Linked DNA regions of Mus musculus: regions 1 and 2 are each linked to region 3. A link is a loop called in an ENCODE intact Hi-C map of the cell type or tissue named here. Cell type or tissue: heart. All regions are shown on one strand. Region 1 holds the start of Fgd2 (FYVE, RhoGEF and PH domain containing 2). Region 2 overlaps Cpne5 (copine V). Region 3 has its middle 6.5 kb from the start of Gm41556.

Region 1 (8,000 bases), 310 kb before region 3:
CCTAGAAAGGTGCCCTGCTCCAGGGCTGAGTCTTCAGGTTAAATGGTCTCCACCTGGGCTTTCGTGGGAACAGGGAGTCAAGGGGCTACTGTGAAAGACACCTGGCTGCCTGGCGGGGAGCCTCCTCTAGGAGGCCACACACACAAAGGGGAAGACACATAGAGAAGGGTCTAGCATCCCAGCTGAGCCATCCTCTGGCTCCTCAGAGCTCAGGGGAGCATCAAGGTTACATGAGATCATAAGGATAGGCTGGAGAGATGGCTCAGCGGGTAAGAGCACTGACTACTCTTCCAAAGGTCCTGAGTTCAAATCCCAGCAACCACATGGTGGCTCACAACCATCTGTAATGAGATCTGATGCCCTCTTCTGGTGTGTCTGAAGACAGCTACAGTGTACTTATGTATAATAATAAATAAATCTTCGGGCCGGAATGAGCAGGGACTGAGCAAGCAGGGCCGACTTGGAGCGAGCAGGGTTGACTGGAGCAAGCAGAGGTCCTAAAAATTCAATTCCCAACAAACACATGAAGGCTCACAACCATCTGTACAACTACAGTGTACTCACATACATAAAATAAAATTTTTAAAAATCTTTAAAAAAATGATGGGGCCACAAATCAATGTGGTTGGTGACCTTTTAAGGAGAGTTAGAGCGACCCTGTGACCCCAGCTCTGGGGATACAGAAGTAGAGAGTTTAAGGCCCATCTGGGCTACACTGTAGGATCCTGTCTTGAATAGGAGGAAGAAAAGGGAGAGGAGAGAGAAAGAGGAAGAGATGGAAGGCCAAGAGGTCCTACTACCCATTCCCCAGTCAGAGTCCCTCACCTGTGTCTCTGGCCCCGGGCTGACCCCAGGCTGACAGGATCTCCTCCAAGCCCCACTCGATAACTTGTTCTTGAGGGAACTCAGATATGTCCTGCTCACTGGCCGGAATTCAGACTTCAAGGCCTCCTTGACAGGGGGTGCCTCCCAAGGCTCTGGGGACAGGGACAGCTGGTGTTCAGGGCTATGGGGCTGGTCCTCAAGGCTATGGGATCCAGGTGCTTCTCCCGGAGTCCTGCTGAGAACAGACCACACTTGAGGGTCTCCTCAGGGTAACCTGTGTGAGCCACTGGTGTTCATGGGTTCCCAAGTGCCTGGCACAGTGTAGGAACCTGTCAAAGCTTATGAATCTTCCTCAGCCCCCTTCCTCCTCCCTTTTTTTTGAGCCAGAGACTCAAGTACCACAGGCTAGCCTTGACCCCTTTATAGTGGAAGACGACCTTGGACTTCTGGTGCTAGGATCACATGCATGAACCACTACGTCTGGCTTACATGGTGTGGCCAGGGGGGTGCGGGGGGCGGCAGGGTTTTGTGCACGATAAGCAAGTGCTCTACCAACAGAGCCACGTCCCAGGTGCCACCAGCATCCTTCTGAGTGTCCTCTGGGAGGGAACTCCATCAGTCCCTAAATGAGTCATTATGGCCTATTTTATTCTCTGGGGAACTACATACTTCCCTGTTTCAAATGCAAACACATCTAGAGAGAACCCCTCCTTTGGCACACAGATCTTTCAGGGGCTCCCTCAGGATCACGCCCACCTATGTTCTTCCCCCTTGCTTTCATCTCTGTATCTCTCCCGATACATCAAGGGAAGGTGGGCGCCAGAGAGTAATTCAGAGCAGGGACTCAGATGCTGAAACTGGGCCTTTTCAGGGATGCCTATGGCCTTCACACAATTACCAGGGGACAAAGCCATCCTGCAGAGCAGGGTCCCTGTTCCCCAGGTTCAGCCCTCACAGGACAGTTTTGCTGTGCAGCATTTACCAGTCCTTTGTAGGCCAGAGAAACCCACACTGCCAGAGCCAGGCATGTGCAGGGAGATAGCCAGGGTGACAGCGCTGGGTAGGCATCCCCTCGAGAAAGACAGACAGGGAAACGGAGGCCAGACAGGTACCGAGCCTCCAAACCCGATGAGAAAGAATGTCCCTGCGTCCATGCTGCAGATGTGGAGACTGAGGCAGAAAGGATGGGAACCTGAAAGTGGGGCAGGTAGGGGCAGCTGACATCCAAACCTCCATGCTAAGCTGTCTTTCCTCTTGATGTCAAGGACAGAGAGACCCAGAGAGCTGAGGTGATTGTCCTGGTCACAGGGCCTGGTGTAGGAAGAAGGACCGAGGTGGCCCATTCCAGACATAGAAAATGGAGTTCCTTGGCCTCAGGGCCTGCAGCCAGGGAGAGGGGGTTGGGTGAGAGGGTGCTGAGTCTCAGGTTTTTCTCCTGTACATTTGGTTTCAGCTTCTGCATTTCTAAGCACTCAGGCCTGTGCCTGTTTCCTCTCTAGCCCTCAGTTTCAGATCAGCTAGGCACCAAGGGCTCCACAGAGAGACGCCTGCATGGTCCCCTTGCTCAGAGCCTGACTCTCACACTCCTGACCACGCTTCTAGTGACCCACTCCTCTGTATGGCTACTCTACCTGCAAGGTGCAGCCAGACACCACTCAGTAGCCCAAGGGCTGGCATCTACATGAGCCTACGCCCCCTCCAGCATGAGTGTGGTGGGCCAAGAGGGCGGTGGGAATGAGCTGTCCCAGGTGCTGAATAGGATGCACTCAGCCAAGCTCCTGGAGAGGCAGAGTCAGGCTGCTCACCCAGGAAGTGAAACTTCTGCAGGGGTGAATGTGGGCTTCCACGTGGAGGCCCCAGGCACCTCCTGTGCATGGCCTGCAGGCCCACAACACAGCGTGGAGGCCTTCCCAGGGCATCTAAAGCCTGTGGCCTGGTGTCTCAGAAGGACGGAACTTTGTATCACAAGTAGAAATCTACCCCTGCATCCTCCACAGAACTCTAGGCACTAAGCTTTGTTCTTGTGGCTCCCGAGGGCTGGGGACTCTGGTGGCAGACTCCTTATCTTCATGTAAGAGTGCTGCTTTACCCAGCATCTAGCTGCTGAAGGCATGGGGACTCACTGTGGTGTACCCGGGTTCTGGAACCCTCTACAACAATCCAGGGCTCAGCCCCTCCCTCCACCTGCCCCTCCTCCCCTCGTCTCTCAGGTCCCCACAGCTTCCCCCTAAGCCTCCTGAGGCCAACCTCTATCTGCTTCCAGAGGACCAAAGGCACTCCCAAACCACAGGCCTGCAAAGCGGTTTCATGTCTCACACTCACGCCCCTCCAAGGCCACTCAGGACCCCTCCCACTCCTGGCTTTGTCTTTTCCCTTCAGACACAAGTGCCAGCACAGCCCCAAAATTCAAAGAAGCTAGTTCCTGTGTCCCCTCTTCTGTTCTCCCTATGATGGGAACCAAACAAGTCACACCCTAGGGCCATCAGAGTAAGCCCTGAGGTATAGAAAGGAACTTAGGAGAGAGGCCTGGTGAGCATGGCTCTGCTTTGTCCCAGTCAGCCACATTCCATCTGTGTCCCGCCTTCCTGTTCCCATTTGTGTCCTGGTGTGAGTGGGATGTGTGTGTGCATGGATTGGAGATCTCCCATGCTCACCCTGTCCAGCTTACTACCACAAGAGCAGTGGTTGCCTGTACTGCCAGGCACCCAGGATGGAGGGACCCCAGGTGCTGCCCCAAAGTACCAGATCAGATAGAAGGGCTCGACCCCTCCCCCACCATCTGTACCTGTTGTTCTCAAACACAGCCACCAGGTTGCACACTGAGTCCTGCTTCTCACAGGCTCGCTCCATCCTGCTAGCCTGCAAGGTGGTCCTCAGTTACCCCAGAAGCAGGGAGGGAGGCAATAGGCTGGTGCCCTCAGCACTCCCTGGCCAGCGGGTGAAGCAGGTCTACCACAGCCTGGAATCTGCCCATCGCTTCTGACTGCCTTGGGGCAGTTCCTATCTTCAGAGTGAAAAAAGAGGAAGTGGTCCCAGTAGCTTGGAAGAGAGGCCAGCACTCCCTACTGTGGGAGGAGCCTGTCAAACTCTCCTTGCTGTGGGAGGAGCCTGTGAAGTACTGCCCGGCCCTCTTGGCATCTGACCTTTACCTCTCAGATACTTCTACCCAGTCCTGTTAGAGAAGGCACGGGCTGTGGCAACAGTGGTCACAGGACGTTTCTGGAGCCGGATCCTGGGATGAGCAGCTTCCTGGATATCCAATTCTCTGCATGGGGGGAAAGGGGACGGCTCAGGGATGTTTTACTTAGTACCATTCTCAGCATCTTCCTTGCATCTGGCGCTGTGCACTGCTGATGGAAAAACAGCTTTTAAATTAAAATGGACCACAGGGTTGGGGATGTAGCTCAGCTGATAGAGAATGCTTGCTTGGCATGCGGGAAGCCCAGGGCTTTATCCTCAGCACTGTAGAACTGGGTATCATGGCACATGCCCATGGCACCCACTTGAGAGGAGAAGTCCAAGTTCTTCCTTGACAACGTAATGAGTATAAGACCAGATTCGGCTACGTGAGACCTGTCTCAAAAAAAAAAATGGGGTCGGATGGGGTGGGCTTTGAGATGGTTCAGGGGTAAGAGTACTTGTAGCCAAGCCTGGCAGCTTGAGTCTAACCCTGGAGCCCCACATGGTGGAAAAAAAATAGACTTTTCCTTTCTTTTTATTTACTTTTATTTTTTATGTGTATGAGTGTTTGGCCTGTGTGAGTCTATTATACCACATTCGTGCCTGGTACCCACAATGGTCAGAAGAGGGTGTTGTGGGAATGGGACCTAGGTCCTTTCTAAGTTCTCTTAACCTCTGAACCAATTCTCCACCCAAAATGCAGACTCTTTCAGGTTGCCTCTGGGCTCCAACCCACACACACTGTATCTCTTGTACTCCTACCCTAAAAAAAACATCTAAAGCTGAACTGGTGGTGGCACACACCTTTAGTCCCAGCACTCGGGAGGCAGAGGCAGGCAGATCTCTGAGTTTGATGCCCACTTGGTCTACAGAGTAACTTTTTTTTTTTTTTTCAAGACAGGGTTTCTCTGTAGCCCTGACTGCTCTGGAACTCACTTTGTAGACCAGGCTGGCCTCGAACTCAGAAATCCACCTGTCTCTGCCTCCCAAGTGCTGGGATTAAAGGCGAGCGCCACCACGCCCAGCTCCAGAGTAACTTTTAAGACAGCTGGGGCTACACAGAGAAACCCTGTCCGGAAAAAAAAAAAAAAAGAAAAATAGGGCAAACAAAACAAAAAACCCCACAGACTGTGAGGATATGCAGGAAGGGGTCCTGTGGTCCCCAACACCTCTTTGGATGCTTTTGTCTTAATGATGTTGATATTTCTCTAGTGGCCCGGGTTGGAGAGCCCCTATGGGTTAGAGCTAACAAGTCTCCTCTCTTTCACTCCCATAGCTGTGTTACACAGTGTGCTCCCTTATCAGAAATGGAGGCCAATGGAAGTCAAGACACCTGACTGAGGTCACCCAGGAAGAACAGGGGAAGAACTGCCATTTCTGAAGCCCAGGTAAGTGTCCTATGACTCCAGCAAAGACCCAGGGAACCTGGAGGGTGACCTCCATGCACTCCATCCTCAGGGTCCCCTGATCACAGCACCCTAGGGAAATCTGCCTCTTGGTCACTCAGGGTTTCTAGAACACGTGACCAGCGCCTCTGCTCTGCTCATTCAAGCTGGAAAGCCATTCATTCATTGCTCTCCCATGGATCCTGAGCCAGGACCCTCCACTGAAGCTAGTCTTTGTCCTCGGATCAAGTGTGAGCCATCCTGGAGCCCAAAGTGCCTGGCAGAGTTTCTGCTGTGGTAGCTGTGAGCCTGGAGCCTCCTGCCCAGCAACCCTGCACCTCTGAGCTCCCCCACCCCCCAGCTGTGTTTGCCACCAGAGGCCAGCCCAGTCCTGAGGACTAAGTCTCACTAATCCCAAATGCAGGGCCTCTGCAAGAGGAGCAAGTGCTCTTAACTGCTGAGCCATCTCTCCAGCCCCACAATGCTAGTTTTATGCCATGCTGAGGATGCAGAGCCGGCCAGGCTCTCTACCAACTGAGCATCGTCCTTAGATCCCCTTGCACTTTTTGTCATAAAAAAATGAAGAACATACCTTAGATCCCCTTGCACTTTTTGTCATAAAAAAATGAAGAACATACACGAGGGTAGACAGAATAGAATAATTCACCCCCATGAGCCCTCTCAGTCCACACCAGAGTTCATTCCCCACCTATGTGTGGCTCTTTCGATTTCCCTTCTGTGTCCTGATTAAGCAAACCCCAAATGCCAAATGACATTATTTCTGTATGTATTTAAAAACCCAGGGGAGATCCAGGACAGCCAGGGCTACAACAGAGAAACCCTGTCTCGAAAAACCAAAACAAACAAACAAACAAACAAACCCAGGGGACTCTTAAGTATCAACACACACTCATGTAAATGGACACATACCTACACAATTACTAAAGTAACACTCGTTTTTTTTTTTAAGATTTATTTATTTATTTATTATATATGTACACTGTAGCTGTCTTCAGACACTCCAGAAGAGGGCGTCAGATCTTGTTACAGATGGTTGTGAGCCACCATGTGGTTGCTGGGATTTGAACTCAGAACCTCTGGAAGAGCAGTCGGGTGCTCTTACCCACTGAGCCATCTCACCAGCCCCAAAGTAACACTGTTTTATTGACATGTTTATACATGTGTACCTACCTATAAAACAAGCAGGGCGGTGGTGGCGCTCCTTTAATCCCAGCACTTGGGAGGCAGAGGCAGGCGGATTTCTGAGTTCGAGGCCACCCTGGTCTACAAAGTGAGTTCCAGGACAGCCAGGGCTACACAAAGAAACCCTGTCTCGAAAAATCAAAAAAGAAACCAAAAAAACAATGTTGCCACTATATTGAATCTCAAGAGATGTTTGATAACAATCTCTCTGTGGAACTAAGTCTCCAGTAAGAACAATGCCAATAGCGGTTAACAAAAAATGTATGTGGGGGCCGGGCAGGGCAGGATACTGAGGCCCAGCCTGACACCTTGAGTTCCATACCCAGAACCCACGTGATAGAAGGAGAGAATTGATTCCTGAATGTTGTCCTTTGACTGCCACCTGAATACCATGGAATATGTACGCATGCATACATACATGCATATGTACACAGCCACATATATGTTTTTGTAAAAGGCATTTTTGCTGTTCTCCGACATACTCCCTGCAGCTGATGGTCACTAAGGGAGAGAGTGTCACTTTCTTTAACAATGTAGCCAGTGACAAGCTGCCCATCATCCAGTGAGCTCTCGCTCATGCTCACACAAGCAACGCTAATTAAGTTAAGCTCAGTGGGTCACATATATTCCGGTAATCCTAGTACTTGGGAGGTGAGGTGGGAGGATCAGGGGTTCAAGGTCATCCTTGGCTACATAGTGAGTTGAGGCCAGCCTGGGCTACATGAGAGCCTATCTCCAAAAACCAATAATAGAACACCCAGGTACAAGTCTGTTCCACGGCCATGCCATGCCTTGTTCCTGAGTTGGCCTGCCTCACAGTGTGTGTGTGTGTGTGGGGGGGGCGTGGGGGATTCCCCTCAGACAATCCCCTGCCTTGGGATGTGACAGCATTTTTGTCACAAATTGAAGAGTCTGGGTCACTTTGATCCTTAAGGGTACTTCCTCTGAGTACTCCAGGTCTTGGGAGACCCCTCTTTGTTAGGGTTCAGCCTCTGCCTCAGCATTGTGCGACGGGGCTTGGGCACGGATGTTCCCAGCCCTGTACCTCGTTGCCCCCCCGCCCCTCCCCCACCCCAGAAGCCTATGGTATAGAATGAACAGTCATCACTCCCTCAGTGCAGAAAGACTGCCTCAGGCCGTGAGCTTCCAGAGAAGGCATCTGCCTCCCCAGGGTGTCCCCTCTTCTGTCCTAATCCAGCTGTCAACCTCACACCGCACCTGCAAAACGACAGGCAAGCCAGGGAGGATGGTCGACATCTCCAGCAAGCTCTCTTTGGCTTCAGCTCCATTGTTACCCCCTAAGGCCTCACCTCCTAGTCTTTGGGAGGCCCTGGGGGGCTGGGGGAGCTTGGTTGATCAATCACGTGTGGGCAGAGGACCACTTGTGACCGTTGCCAGTGGGCAGGT
Region 2 (8,000 bases), 120 kb before region 3:
GTGACTTCTGCTTGGGAGCTATGGGAGGCAGTTCTCAGTACCCCATGAGGAGGAAATGTGGCTGACAGTTTCTAGGCAGAACAGTAGCATATCTCTCTAAGCACCAATCTGGATCCTTTCCTGTCTCCTACTTGCTGGCTGAAGCAAATCCAGACATATCCTGGCTTAAGGGTGGTCACAGTTGGCATCTCCCGGGCCTGATGTGGACGAGGGTGGCGCTCTTATTATAAAAGGCTCTGTGCCAGTATAGCTGAGCCAAGCCCAAGCCATGGAAGGTTCCCCAGAGCCCACCCTGCCTCTGTTAAACTTTACCGCCACCATCCCTATCCCTTCCATCCAGGTCAGCTCCACCATGCCTCTAACCCACTCTGCCTCCTCCTCTCCTAGCGGTTCCTTACAAACCTCTTTCACCTGAGAGTTTTCTCTTCTCTGGCAACTTGGGACACCCGCCAGGTGCCACAGGGTCCAATGAATAAGTTACCATCCCCAGAAGAACTCAGTCGACACAGTGTGGGGCTGCAAGTGTGCTCAGTGGTTAGAGCTCCCGCCTACCATTTGGGAGATCCCGGGTTCCGTCCTGTACTGACAATAGATAAGTTCCCAGCGTTGGCACATGGCTCAGCGGGCAAAGGTGCGTTCAGCACAAGCCAGGCAACCTGAGTTCAACCCTGGGAACCCACAGAGAAGGTGGGCAGAGAGAACGTACTCCGTAAAGTTGTCTTGTGACCTCCATACACACACACACACACACACACACACACACACACACACACACACACACCAATAATTCCCCCTCCACCCAAACCAAAGTGTTTATACATATGAAAGTTTCACAATGAAATCCATTACTTTGTATGGCTTTAAAAAAAATCAAAATAAACAAAAGCTACCGTGGGCTCACAACAGGGCATGGCCCCAGGGACACCTGGACAGCTAACTGGATGTCCCAGCTAGAGCTACAGTGCTAAGCACTGTGTTCTAGCAAGGACTCAGGCCTGTTGGGAGTGCTGTTTATGCAAGTTCTTCCTGTGTTTAATATAGACACAGTCTGGAAAAAGACCCCTGCCACCTGGCTCTCCTTGCCTGTTTAGGAAGTATTAGTGGGAGACCTGGGTATGTGGCTTGGAGGCAGAGCCCTGGTATAATGTGTTCAAGTCCCGGCGTTCCATTTCAGCACCAAAGGAAGGTTGGAAAAGATCCAACTGTAGTTTCATGTGCCTATCTATATGAGACTCTTTGGGAGTTTGAGGTAGGAGGATTGGAGTTTGAGGCCAACCTGGGCAACACAATGGGGAGCTATCTCAGAAAGAAAAAGTTAATAAGAAAGGCATATGGTGGTCACGTCTATCATCCCAGCGCTCCGGAAGCAGAGGCAGAAGGTACAGGAGTTCAAGGCCACCCTTGCCGACACAAGTTCACGACTAAGCTGGGATGCACAAGACAGTGTCTCCGAAAGCCCAAAATATTAATAAAAATAAAATAAACAGCACTCGGGAGGCAGAGGCAGGCGGATTTCTGAGTTCGAGGCCAGCCTGGTCTACAAAGTGAGTTCCAGGACAGCCAGGGCTATACAGAGAAACCCTGTCTCGAAAAACCAAAAAAAAAAAAAAAAACAAACAAACAATTTTTTTAAATGTTATTGAGCTGGGTACAGTGGATGAACCTTTAATCCCAGCACTCAGGAGGCATTGGCAAGTGGAGTTCTAGGCCAGCCTGGTCTACATTAGAATGTTTCAGGACAGCCAGGGCTACGTAGTGAGGCCCTGTTTGGGGAAACTGTCTCAGCAGTGCGGAGCTAATGAATACCTTTAAGCCAGTCACTTGAATTTGACAATTGTTAAATTTTACTGTATCACCTTATCTATATTTTACTAATGCAATTTAAAGGAGATTCCACGGTGGCATTTACCCCTAAATATTTCATTAGAAATGTCTAAAAAAATAAGCACATTTCTGCCACGTAACTCTCAATGCAGTTATCCCACCTGACATTGAACAGTACTTGACTGTCATCCAGAGTCGTTCCCTCTGCAGAGATTGTCCCCAGATGCCTTCTCTTGCTCATTTAAATGAGAATCCAAGCAGACCTGTGGCTCCTTCCTCTGGGACTCCGAATTCTGTCAAGTAGCCTGGCTTTCTTGGTCCACGGCTCCCTTCCCATACTCTGTGACTTGGGGTGGAGGCCCTGGCAGAATGGGGGCGGGGCAGGTCTGGGAGAGGCTGTAGTGGGCGACATCGACATCCATCGGTACCCTGGGCCTCCAGCCTCAGCAGCATCTTCTCTTGCAGCCATGACTTCATTGGGGAGTTCACCACCAGCTACCGGGAGCTGGCACGTGGCCAGAGTCAGTTCAACATCTATGAGGTAAGATGCTCCAGGGGTGGGGTCTCTCCTCATGGGGGTGCTGGGTCAGCAAGGACCCAGGAGCTCTGAGAGGGGTTGGGGCCAGGGATTTCCGGATTGTCTCACAAGGTGGGTTTCATGTTTCCATTTCACAGATCTCCCCACACACCTCATACACCACACACCCAACCATACACCATACCCCCACACAAACACACAGCGCTAAGTCATCTGACTTCCAAGTTCTTGAGTTCCACCCCTTGCAGAACACTTCTGATAGGTCCTTAAGAAAGTCCTGGGTGCGGGCTGGCGAGATGGCTCAGCGGGTAAGAGCACTGACTGCTCTTCTGAAGGTCCTGAGTTCAAATCCCAGCCCCCACAGGGTGGCTCACAACCATCCGTAATGAGATCTGACGCCCACTTCTGGTGTATAATAATGTATAATAATAAATAAATCTTTGGGCCAGAGAAAGCAGGAACTGAACCAGCAGGCCTGACTGGAGCAAGAGGGGTTGACTTGGAGCGAGCAGAGGTCCTAAAATTCAATTCCCAACAACCACATGAAGGCTCACAACCATCTGTACAGCTCTGTATAGCTACAGTGTACTCACATACATAAAAATAAATAAATAAATTTTTATAAAAGTAATTTAATAGCCACTCCCCTCCCCCACACACACACCACCATTCCCCGGCCCTACACACACACCTCCAACACACACCACAGGAAGAGCACCAGGAAGGAAGGGAAAGATGTCTAACAAGCCAAGACCTGAGGTCCCAACTCCAGAGTGGCCCCACGTCTTCAGACAAAGCTTGTGGTCCTCTGGAGGAGTAGCCAGTGCTCTTAACCACTGAACTATCTTTCCGACCTTCATAGTGGTTTTGGGGAAGGAGTCCCCTAGCCCAGGCAAGGCAGACTGTACCTTTCTTTGGGAAGTGGGTGGAGCAGTTATCTCTCTTGGGGTTTGGCTTCCAGTGGCTGTGAAGTCTTGGGTGAAATGGAAATCGGAAGCTGCACAGATGGGGCGGCCGGTTTCCTTCCGTTTCCTCAGACAGCCTCTTTGCAATCAACAAGATACGAGCTGCCTGAGCCAGGGGAAAACCACCTCCGTTTCTGGCGCCCCGCCCCCACCCCCGGGGGGGCAGCTTTGGACCCAAGGGGTGTCACCAGGAGGCCAAGTGGGCCCAGGAAGCCCTTGCTAGAGTCAGGAGTGTGAAAAAGGTCCTCACCAGTCAACACCCCACCTCCAACCCTGAAGCCACCCTGGCGGGACACACTTTTAAAGCAGCTGTTCCTGGGACCCAGCCTCTGCTAAAGAATCACTCAGACGCTGAGCCTCTTCAAGTCCTACTGTCCTTCTGACAGCCCCAGACAAGCCTCCAGTCTCCAACCCCTCCAGTGATCCCCAACAGCACACCCCCCCCCCACCTCCTGAGCTCCCACCATCCTCTGCAGGGTGTGGGGCTTTGCAATAGGATTCTAGTCTCTTCTAACCTCCACAGTGACCAGAATGCTCTGGGTGTGGCTCCGTGTTGCCTTGAAATGAACTTCACCCCACACCCCCACTCTCTAATGTTAAGGCAGATCTCCACTTAAGCTGGCACTGAGTATTAACCTGACCCCATTGTCACCACACCTGAGCCCCACGGGCCTACAGAGGGGAGTGTGCTCCTTCTGTGAAGAGAGGCACGGCTCATGTCTGTCTGGGCCCCGAGCACTGAAGCTGCTGCCTCCCCAAGGACTCTACTGAGTCAATATGGTCCCACTTCTGATCAATATGGTCCCCAGAGGCTTTCTCAAATGTCCCCTCAAGGAAGTCATCACCTTTGCAAGTCTCTACAGGCACACTCTTCTTCCCGAGGTTGTGCCTGGGGCCTTTCCATGACCATGAGACCCTCAGAGGTGGGCCGGTTCATTCTGCATTCCCAGCAGCCTGGTGCACAGGAAACCAGATTTCAGACATGGGGAAAGGTAGCCGCCTAGTGGAGCGGGCCAGTTCCTTGTAGCGTCCCTAGGGGGTGCTGTGGCCCTGTGTGAAGCCTGACAGTCACTTGTAGCTAGAGAGGCTAGGATGAGGGAGGTTCTAGGAAATCCCAGGAGAGCTCAGAGCAGACAGGGTGCTAACTCACTGTCCACTTCGCTCAGATCTGACGCCAACGGTTGCTTTAACATAAAAAAAAAAAAAAAAGAGTAGGTTCAGAGAGCGGAAGTGTGACTGACTACACGTTAATTTAAAGATAATGCCAAAGGCTTCAAAGAAATGTGTCAGGCACGGTTGTGTGTATCTGTGGTCCCCACCACTCAGAAAGCAGAAGCAGGGGAATGTGACCTCAAGGCCAGCCTAGACTACACGGTGAGACCCCTGTCTCAACAATAGAAAGCAAACCAAAATGAGTCTAAGAGGTACTATAAAGAAATCTACACCCCTAAACCGTGTTCTGCTCGCTCCACTCTGCTGCAGGGAACCGTGAAGCAGGGGTCGGAGGTACATTTTGTTCCAAACCCCGAATAAGCTCAGCTGGGTAAACATTAATGTTGAGTCTGCAACTCTGCCCTTCTGCCTGGCAGCCAGGTGGTATTAGAGAAGGCTGCCCCATGGCTAGAGAGGCACTTCTAGGATGTTCAGCATCTCAGACCCAGCCTCAGTCCCCACCTGAGCATGATGCCAGCCCTCCCATTTGAACTTGTCACTCATCCATCACGGGTGACAGCTCTGTACGTATGCACCGCTGGCCTGGAGACAGGTTTCTCTTCCTGTGTCTACCCAGATGGCTGTGTGACTTAAGCAAATCGCCTGGCATCTCTGTGTCCTGGTTCCCTTCGTCTCTGAAGTGGGCATCAATCCTTGTTAGACCGAAGAAACTGCAGTTAAAGACATAGGGAGGGAAGACAGGAAGCTGGTGGCGCACGCCTTTAATCCTAGCACTTGAGAGGCAGAGGCAGATGGTGGATCTCCGAGTTCAAGGCCAGCCTGGTCTACAGAGCAAGTTCCAGGCCAGCCAGAGCTATGTAGGGAATGCCGTCTTGAAAAAACAACAAATAAAAAGACATAGGAAAGATCCCCAAGAGAGGCACGTGGGATATGCCATGTGGGAGAGGGGATAAGAGTTTGAGAACAGCCTGGCTCTGTTGATTGCACACCAGAGAAAGCCCAGATCTCTCGTGTTGAGCCTGGGAACAGAGAGCTCCGTGCAGCATGGCTCACCAGGACAAGGTGGCCCTCCTCCCAGCCCCAGGGCTTCTCCAACACCAGTAACCACAACTACAGCTGGGTCACTGCTCTGAGGCAGCGTCTTGACCTCCCACCCGCTCCCCGAGTGGTGACAACCACCTACAGACTTTACTAGATGTCAGGGGTGAAGGGTGTCACCCACTGTTGTCACTAGTGGGGGGACAGAGACATCCTGAGTCTTTACAGAGCCTACTGTGCGGAGCCTTGTCATGGGACGAGCAGGTTTGGTTTGGAAGCTTCCTACTGTGGGTCAGGGTGGCCCAGAGCCAGGCTCATAGGCTCAGGGCACCCCTGAGTGGGAGCCCCAAGGAGAATGGGGAAGGCAGGACTGCAAATGTGTAGGGGGTAAAAGAGCGGCCCAGCCAGCACAGGCAGGCGTGGGCAGAGTTGTCTTGCAACACCTGGTTGCTCTGGCAGGTTTAAGGGTATTGGGAGACAAAGCTAAAGAAACTGTCTCAGTGTGATGGATACTGGGACTCAGGGTTAATGAGGATGCCCAAGTGCCAGCATCTCACAAAGCCTGGCAAAGCCCTTCCCAAGCTGCGGTCACACCCGTACCCTGCTGGGCTGATGCCCAAGCCACACCCAGGTCTGCTGGGAGCCCCGAAACTGTCCCGACTGCTTTCAAACAGTGGTTACTTTTCCCTACAGGTGATAAATCCAAAAAAGAAAATGAAGAAAAAGAAATACGTGAATTCTGGCACGGTGAGTAGCGCCCCCTGTCGCAATGGAGGGGCATTGCCCTGAGCCAAAAGCCAGGCTGAAGGGCAGGGGTCCCATCTAGGTGAGTGGGTAGCAGAGAACCATCAGCCTCAGGGAATCTCTGCAGGAAGGAAAAGCGGGTGTGCATGTGGGGAATCCCCAGGAACTGGGCACTGTGAGAGGCCACACTGGCATCCACTATCATGGAGAGGAGCAGGGAAGTGACTCAGTCAAGGTTAGACAGCGAAGAGTCATGCAGGAGTCAACTCCACCTTTCATCCTGCGTGGGCAGCAGCAGGCACTGCCGCTGAGTAACTGTTACCACCAGAGACCACTTTGGTCCTTGATTTGTGAGGGCTGGTGGGCTGGACATTCTAACATTCAGCAAATATGTGCTGGGCTCTCAGCAGAACCATACGGGCAAATGACACAGGCAGGAAACGGAAGACCCAGGTCCCTGGTGCTTATAACAGGGGAGGCAGAGGGTTCTTTAGTACCTGCACACACATCAGTGAAATGATTTCAAGAGCTGTGGGGGAAGGTGAAACAGAATGGATCAGATATTGAGAATACATAATAAATATAGAATACAGAATAAATACAGAATAAAGGGACCCAGCCCTCAAAAACAGCATATGCAAAGGCCCTGGGGGCAGCTGTAGATGTGGTTACTGGTGTTGGAGAAGCCCTGGGGCCGGGAGGAGGGCCACCTTGTTCTGGTGAGCCATGCTGCATGACCACACTGCACGGAGCTCTCTGTTCCCATGTTCAACATGAGAGATCTGGGCTTTCTCTGTTGTCTATTCTAGAATGGGTCCGTATATTTGCTATGCAAATGTACCTGGGTTTGTGCCCTCTTTCCCTCCTCTGACCCTTATTCCTGAGAGAGATGTCTCTGTCAGGTAATGTAGTCACTAGGCTCAGAAGAGTTCTCTCCCCGAATCCCATCCTCCTTGGAGCAACCCCACATGTAAAATGGAGCCAGCACTGGGGGTGGTGACAGACCTATGGAAGGTAGGCCTCTGATTGTCCCATACTCCGCTCATGTGTGGGAGAAATGAACCAAGACTCTCCTGTGTACCGCTCCTTCCAATCAAGACTCTTCTGTGTGGGGCTTCTTCACACTCGGGGACTTGGATGCGCTGATGTCCCTGACTGCAGTGTCCCCCAGGTAGAAACAGCATTTGTTTGGGCAGTGCCCTGTGCTCACAGGCCTTCCCCATTCACAATAGAAGCACGCCCAGTCTTTGCCATTAGACCTGGGTAATTCCCCCCCCCCCACCCCAAACACACATCCTAAGTGCCCCAGAGGAGGCAGGACCTCCCCAGAATGGCAGTTCTTTAGATGTGCAACCAAAATGAAAAAGGTCTCGAAACCATTCCTTTTGACCAGCCTTCCTAGCAATGAAGAGAAGGGATCTATTCCAGGCCCCACACGGAGCTAGGAACAGCACAGGCCTCCCAGGGCCTGGGGTGGGGTGGGGCCATCCCTGCTGCGGGGGCACTCATGGGAAGAGTTAAACAAAGTTCCCCAAAGATCCATTGCTCAGACCTGAAGACTCAGAAGCTCGCACTGGCCAGCGTTGGGGCTGGGCAGCTGGACAGGGTGAGAAACTCTGGTGTCTTCTTCAGAGGCTCCACCTGGGCTGTTGCTGCAGCTCTTTCTGGTTGGCTGAGCCACCACCCCTGGGAGGAGGTTCAGTGGCCTCTCAGGTGCT
Region 3 (8,000 bases):
TTGATACTGCTCCCCAGTCATGGAAGCACCTCCGTCCCTGCCATGTGTGTCTGAAGGCAGAGCCAGCTTAGAGTCAACTATAAGCTGGATAGTGGCGGTGGCCCAAGTCCTTTATTCCCAGTGCTCAGGAGGCAGAGGCAGGGAGATCTCAGATTTTAATCCACTGGGACTGGAATCAGAGCATTGTGAGGTGCCATTGTGGGTGCTGGGAGAGATCCTGGGCCTTCGGGGAGAGCAGCCGGTGGTCTTACCTGTTAAGCAGTCTCTCCAGCCAGATAAGAAGAATTCTTAAAAAACAAAACAAAATCTACCAAGTTTGGGTTTGGCTGGGGGTGGAGAAAGTCAGAGGTCAGACATCTTGCAAAAGGGCTACCACGTCCTCTGGCTGAGTCTGGCGTCCTCGGCTCTGTACTCATTCTGAATTATAGTTCTGTAAGAAGAGCGCTTTGCAGGGAGATAGGAGCTCTCACTCTTCCACCAAAGAAGAAGGATTCTGCCTAAGCTTGCCAGTTCCAGCCAGGACATGGCCTGAGGACCGTCCTTCTGCCCCATCTTTCACACCTGTCTCTGTCCCATAAGGCCTCTTGTCTCCAAAGCCATCTGTCTCCCAAACAAACCCCAGATGCCATCCCAAGATTAATCTTCCAAAGACACTCCCTGCTCCCTCTGTCAGCCCGCCAGACCCACCCTGCTCTCTTGAAGGCTCAGAAACAGAAGAACACTGAGCACAAACCCAAGACTCTGGGTTCGAATTCTCCCTCCGCTACTCCAAGCCTTCTCTCCTGCCCCTACAGGTTGGGGATAATAAGGACACATTACCTTAAGTTATGTGCTGAGGGTGGAGTGAGTAAGAAAACAGTGCCTTGGGTAAGGGTATCGCCCAATAAGAGTTCACGCTGACTGCCAGTGCTGGAGGACCTAGGTTTGGTTCCCAAAACGGAGAAACAAAAATGGTATCTGGAGTCATGAACCCTTTTTATTTTTTAGATTCATTGTTTTATTTTTAAAAGAATTATTAGCCGGGCGTGGTGGCGCGCACCTTTAATCCCAGCACTTGGGAGGCAGAGGCAGGCGGATTTCTGAGTTCGAGGCCAGCCTGGTCTACAGAGTGAGTTCTAGGACAGCCAGGGCTACACAGAGAAACCCTGTCTCAAAAAAAAACAAAAAAGAATTGTTTATTTTATGTATCTGAGTACACAGTAGCTGTCTTCAGACACTCCAGATCGGATCATCTGAGCCATGTGGTTGCTGGGAATCAAACTCAGGACCTCTGGAGAGCAGTCAGTGCTCTTAACCACCTGAGCCATCTCTCCAGCCCCTGTTTTGTTTAAAGTGTGAGTGTTTTACCCACAAGTCCAGGTGTGCACCAGGTTTGTGCCTGGAGCCTTAAAGATCGGAAGAGGGAGCTAGACCTGAGTCCTCTGCTAGGGCTCTTAACCAAAGAGCAGCCCAGCCCCCCCCACCGCCTTTTTTAAGGTAAGGTCTCACTATGTAACTACTATTTTAAAAAACAGTATTACATTTTATTGTGTATACATGTGCGTGTGCATGCATTTGTGATCAAAGGACAGATGCAGGAGTACACTCTCTCCTTCTACTGGCTGAGTTCTAGGGTTCAAACTCAGGTCATCAAGCTTGGTGGCAAGTGCCTTTCCTCACTGAGCCCTCTCACCAGCCCATCTCTTCCCATTTCACAGTCCCACTGAAGGATTCCATCTCACTCACCGACTTCAGTGGCTGGAATGTACACGGCATATAAAAGATGCTGAATAAACACGCTGAATTTCTCCATTCTATGATCTGTTCAGGGCAACTGCTCTCCTAACACACCTAGGCATCCAACATACACACGCACACACATACTCACATACACTCATACACACTGTCACATACACATACATACATTCACATGTACGTACATGTACACACATACACACTCCTACACAAATATACACACATACATAAATACACATATTCACATACACACATTCACACATGTATACACTCACACTTATATGCACACTCACATACACATTCATATACACACATACAGTCATACACACATATACATACTCATTCACATACACGTGTATGTATGTACTTTTACATATACATACATACACATACATACATATACACATTCACACATATACACATACACACACTCACACAAATATGCACATATACATACATACATTCCCATATACTCACACTTACCTATTCACATACACACATTCCCATATATGTGAATACATACACACACACATTCACACTCACACATTCACACAACCACATAAACACATGTATATACACCCACACACATTCACACACTCACATCAACACACACATACATACATACATGCACACACACACACATAAATACACACACTCACACACACACACACTCTCCTCTCTTAAAGGGCCAGGTTCCTTCAGAGCTTTCAATTCTAACTCCCTCCTCCACCCCCTCCCTGCTTCCTGGGCTTCAGGACCAGCTCTAGCTCTGAGACACACATTAGCTTGTGATGGGAATTTTAATGCTTTCTCAGCTTCCTCTCTGACTTGGCACTTTGTGCCCACCACCTCCGAGGGGCAGCCCGGGTGAAGAGGTTCTCCAGCCACCCAAATGCCCTCTTCTTGTGTGGTTTTGATGTTTGGAAAGGGCTTCCCAGGTGAAGCCATCAGAATAACTAGACACAACAAGACGTGTGGTCTCGAAGTCACTTTCCGGGCTCCGTGACTGTGAGATGAAAGGCAGGCAAGTGTCTGCCCAGGAAATCCGAGCCGGGCAGTTCGGGGTAACAGGCGGCTTCCCGCCCTGGCTGGGGGACAGCTGCCTACAACCCGGCTGTTGACACACTAAAAAAAGAAATTCCATGGTGACCAGTAGACTCTAGCCAGCACCTGATGGAAGGCGGTAGTTTGAAAATAATCCCTAATGACACCCAAGCCTCCCCGGCCCCGTTCCCAACAAAAGGAGAAACTGGAGAAACTCCTCGAGATGGAGTTTTTTTAAGAGAACTGGGGTGCTCAGCTGCCAGAAGCCCTGGCAGAAGCTGGCTAGGGTTGGTCTCCAAGGTCACCACAATGGCAGCCCCTCAGGCTGGCTGGTGCTTTCAGACACCCACACCCTGGGATAGCCAGGGTTTGTGCTAGCCAGAGGGCAGTGGTCCCTGGAAGGCTGGGGTGGCAGAGGACTGAAAAATAACAGCTATAGCTAGCAGTGCTGTTGCCGGGCTCTGTGTGGGCTCCTCTCCCAGTCTCTCTCGTCCACAATGCCTCATGAGCACCGGTCCCTTCGTAGGACGCTTCTGAGTGTGTTAAAGCAGAGTCTTCTCCAGTCTATATGCAGGGTCTATAAAGGTGACCACAGCCTTCTACCATAAGACAGGTGGAGAAGCTGAGCCTGGGAGGGTCGTTTCTCCTGCCCACTGTATAAGAGATGATCAGGCTGTTTGAGCACTCAGTGTTGCTCCATCCCAGATCTAGGAGCTTCATGGAACTTAGCATGGGCTCTTTCTTTCCCCTGGACTCCAAGTGTAGGACCCCACCTCCTCTTCCTAAATACCTCTGGCGCCCAGCACTCTTATCTGCATGGACTTTGCCCTCTGCCCTTGTGGACCCAGCAGAAGGACTCGCTGATAAGGGGCCATTGCCCAGGTTTATAGTTTCCTCCCGCCTCTCTGGCGACACCTGAGCCTGCTGATCCCCACCCTCCACCCCACAGTCATCCAGTGGCCATCATCCACATTCAATGATAGGGGCACATCCCGTATAGCCAGTCGCCCACATAGTCTCACACACAGTTACATCACTTTTACCCAGACTTAGTCACAAGGGTACACCTCACACACTGCCAGCTACAGAAACAGTCACACATTACACTATGGCTTTACACACACGCCTATAGTCACACCTTACCTGCATGTACTCAAGAGGACATGCGTGCGTGTTCAAGCATGCACACAAGTGAGCACACGCACTCGAGCACCCACACACACATACACATAAACGTCTCTATGATAGTGAATGGGAGGGGCCAACAAGTATAGAGAAAGATTCACCTTCTAGGGCAAAAGATGACTTAGGGAGATAAGACCCTTGCCTCTTTTGCTTTGAAAACCTGATGGCCAGAGTTCAATCCCCAAAACCCACACCAGGTGAAGAGAACCACCTCCACGCCTCACACTTAAGGCCACTTAGCTGCACGGGCAAGCATGAGTGCATGCACATGCACACACTCACACACACAATCAGTACAAGTAGACAGATCTTTGTGACTTCACAGCCAGCCTGGCCTACATAGCAAGACCCAGGACAACCAGGGCTATATAGAGAGCTCTCAAATTTAAAAAAAAAAAAAAAAAAAAAAGAGAAAAACGTTTAAGGTTATTCTTAGTTTATAGACCCTCTTTCAAATAAAATATAGAACAAACGAAACATAATAAAATGGAATAGCTGTTTTTGAAGGCCTTTTTGGGATCCCTTGCTTGTCTGGAACTGTTAGCTGCTGCCACCTTGTGATCTGAGGCGGAACTACAGACTCTGTGCCCAGGGCGGGGCGGTGGCCAGCTGGTTAGACAGGCTCCTACTCCCCACACCCCCCACCACCATATGCCACCAAGACCCGTGACTGCCGTTTTATAGGTACATTCCATTGGCATAGGAAACAGCAGTGGAACCTTGGAAATCAGCGTTTGGCTGGTGCCCATAATGACCCAGGCCACTGTCATCAGTTACAGTGATGGTTGGTGGCAATGTCCTGGCATCCTGATGGGTTTCGTGAACTAACAGTGATGAAGACCCCAAAGTAGTGACTGTGACCTCTACTCTCCAAGCCACCCTTAACATCTTCTGTCAGGTCTTGGAGGTTGGCCCGGGGCACGAATCCTGGCACTGACAGGAGTGGGTGTGTCTAATGATCCCCGTCCTCCCAGAAAGCTCTTCTGAGCCCCACACTGTGGTGAGGCACCTACTATGTATCACTGTTGAGCCCAGAGCCATCCTGCTTCCTTTCCCTGTTGGTCTTATTCGTCTGGGTGTTTTATGTATGGCATGCATCATGTATGCCCCTAGAGGCTAAGAAGAGGGCTGTGAGCTGCAGAGTGGGTCCTGGGAATTGAACCTGGGTCCTCTGGAAGAGCAGCCAATGCTCTTAACCCCTGAGCCATCTCTGATTGTGCTCGTATTTTATGATTATTTTCTAAAGATTTATTTAATGTGAGTACACTGTCACTCTGTTCAGACGCACCAGAAGAAGGCATACAGATGGTTGTGAGCCACCATGTGGTTGCTGGGAATTGAACTCAGGGCCTCTGGAAGAGCAGTCAGTACTCTTAACCACTGAGCCATTTCTCCAGCCCCCAAATTTTATTATTAACTTTTTAATACTAAGTGGGTGACTTAATTCTATCACCAGGCAGTGGTTTCTATTTTCACCTCCTGTTTTGCATATTTTTTTGTCTCTTCCAGGAGGTCCCTGTGATCCCCTGCCTCATGGGCAGCCATTAAGGTAGACCCTTTGTGTGCATGTTGTCATGCCCTGTGTTTTGTAGGCATGAATTGCCATACAGCACTCTTCCCTGCCCTGTAGGCTGGCCTTACATTCCCTACATAGCTAAGAACGCTTATTGAGATTATTAAGATTTATCTTGTGTGTGTGTCCCTCAAAGGCCATAAGAGGGCATCAGACCCCTGAAGTTAGTTACAAAGCAGTTGTGAACCTCCTGACATGGGTGCTGGGAGCTGAACTCAGGTCCTTTTCAAGAGCAAGAAGCATTCTTAACCACCGAGCCATCTCTCTGCTTTCCTTTGTTTCCTCTCCTCTCTCCCTTTCTCTATGTAACCCTGGCTATCCTGGGACTCTCTAGATCTGTCTGCCTCTGCCACTGAGTGCTGGGATTAAAGGTGTGCAACCACTACCATCTTTCTTGTTTGCTTTTTTAAAACACCTTGCACTTCTGACCCCATTGCTTCTAACTCCCAAGCACTGGTATTATAAGTATGTACCATCATGCCTGGTCTCATGTGATGCCAGGGATGATACCTAAGGCCTCATGCATGCTAAGCAAGCACTCTACCAAGCCACGTTGGTAGAGCACCTTGAATGCTAATGTGTTAGGAACTGGGTCATCTCATAGTCTAGAAGGTGGTAATTTGCTGGCTCTGTTTTAATATTGGAAGTAACTATGTTTTGTGGCTGACCTGTATTCCCTAGGCCATACACACTCAAGGTGATGGGCCTCAGGTACCCTGAGTTGGTGGCTGCTCAGCTCAGCCCCACCAGGCTTGTCAGGATTAACTAGTCTTCACCTCCTGATTCCTGTGCTGGTAAGAAAGGGTTAAACAAAAAACCTTCTACCTCAAATTATCCTTGACACTCAAAACCATCTCTGAATGGTGGCAAGGTGGCACAAGCTGTAATCTCTGCAAGCAGGAAGCTCTAGTAGAAGAGCCTGTAGTTCAAAAGACCACTTGGACTACATTAACTAGACCCCGTCTCAAAGAAAGATTCAAAGTAAATAAATAACCAGACATGGCCTATATATCTAGACTCTCAGTCAGGAGACAATGGCAGAAGGCTCACTGTCAAGTTCAAGGTTTACATAAAGTCAAGGCTAGCCTGGGCTACATAAAAAGACCCTGTACCAAAAAAAAAAAAAAAAAAAAAAAAAGTATGCGTGGGGGGTGTAGACCAGTGAGATGGCTCAGCAGGTAAATATGCTTGCTGGCCCAGGTCTGACCACCTGAGTCTGGTCCCCAGTGTTGGACTGACCTCTACAGGTGTAGCATTTGTCCCTCACCTATTCATTATCCTCTACAACACAACTAACCAGTATTTGTCTGATCTCCAGTACCCAAATGGTGGCGCCATATGTAACTCCAGTTCTAGGGGATCCAACATCCTCTTCTGGCTTCTGTAGGCACCAGCACACAGACACACACAGGCAAAACACCTGTACAAACTAATACTTTTTTCCGGCTGGTGAGATGGCTCAGTTGGTAAGAGCACCCGACTGCTCTTCCAAAGGTCCGAAGTTCAAATCCCAGCAACCACATGGTGGCTCACAACCATCCGTAATGAGATCTGACTTCTGGAGTGTTTGAAGGCAGCTACAGTGTACTTACATATAATAAAAATAACTAAATCTTAAAAAAAAAAAAACTTTCTCAAATATGTTTTTTTTTTTTTAAATAAAAGACTGGATGGTGGTGGTGCCTTTGGTCCCTGGCACCCAGGAATCAGAAACAGGTAGATCTCTTTTTGAATACCAGGACACGCAGGGCTACAGAGAAACCCTGTCACTAAAATGGATGCAGACGGTGCTTGTAAAATCCTTGGGGTGGGCAGCCCACCTGCTCTACTATGCCTCAGAGCCAACACGTGTTGGAGGGAGTCTACTGCCAACAAGGGCCAGGCCTGGCAATGCTGTGCTCAACCCTGTGCAGGCTCCACCTTGACCCTGGAACTTTGGTGGGGCAGTGCTGTGCGTGCCTGCAGTCAGGTCCTGTGCTCACAGGAGCCTCGTGTTGGTTACTATTAACAGAGTGCCAACCTGGCCACAGGAGTGGGGTGGTGACAAAAGCAGAACACGAGCAGGCAGCCCTGGGGGCAGGGACAAGCACAAACCACAGGTTAAATCAGACCTGTGTTGACTCCTTGGGGCAAGCTCTGTTTGCCATCTGTCTGAGGCTTTATCTGCCAGGGCGGCTGGCATATTGCCAGCACCCTCTCAGGGTGAAGGGTTGATTGGCGAGGTGACCGAGCTGTAATTTATCAGCCCAGTCCCTCACCTTCCCTGAGTCTTAGCTTATTTTCTAAATCCTGAGATGTGGGTAGCACAAGGAATCATCTCACGCGCGGCTTCGGGGCTATAGATGATCCATTGCCTCAGGAGTTAAAAGTGCTCTCTGCTCTTACTGAGCACCTGGGTTTACTGTCTTAAGAACAACTAGTTTCAAGGGATCTGACACCCTGTTCTGACAGCTACAGGTGGCAC

Evidence for each region. A loop is a pair of places that touch in the nucleus more often than their neighbours do. Peaks named below come from ENCODE experiments on the same cell type or tissue, not always from the same donor. Only the 100,000 strongest peaks of a DNase experiment are listed, where the experiment ranks them.
Region 1: a loop joins it to region 3, with 2.0 times the contacts of the local background. A loop is called at or near these places in 3 of 42 quality-filtered maps.
Region 2: it touches region 3 in a loop (7-fold over the local background); 39 of 42 quality-filtered maps call a loop at or near these places.

Annotation. Positions count from the first base shown.
Region 1 is chr17:29,356,768-29,364,767 of GRCm38, reverse strand. Fgd2 (FYVE, RhoGEF and PH domain containing 2) reads right to left here and starts at 3,854. Exons shown (of 16, transcript NM_013710.4): 1 at 3,611-3,854; 2 at 826-1,057. The coding sequence starts at 3,675. In heart, a CTCF peak has its summit at 3,633; DNase peaks (open chromatin) are centred at 2,397, 2,607 and 3,837; H3K4me3 peaks cover 641 bases; H3K27ac peaks cover 1,309 bases.
Region 2 is chr17:29,167,690-29,175,689 of GRCm38, reverse strand. Cpne5 (copine V) reads left to right here. Exons shown (of 21, transcript NM_153166.2): 12 at 2,290-2,365; 13 at 6,232-6,285. Among named protein-coding and RNA genes, the nearest start is that of Rab44, 58 kb to the right of the region's middle. In heart, a CTCF peak has its summit at 6,308; DNase peaks (open chromatin) are centred at 2,337, 3,389 and 4,349; H3K27ac peaks cover 781 bases.
Region 3 is chr17:29,045,866-29,053,865 of GRCm38, reverse strand. No RefSeq gene overlaps it. Among named protein-coding and RNA genes, the nearest start is that of Gm41556, 6.5 kb to the left of the region's middle. In heart, a CTCF peak has its summit at 4,519 (motif pointing left); DNase peaks (open chromatin) are centred at 2,835, 4,575, 4,925, 7,575 and 1 weaker place; H3K4me3 peaks cover 612 bases; H3K27ac peaks cover 969 bases.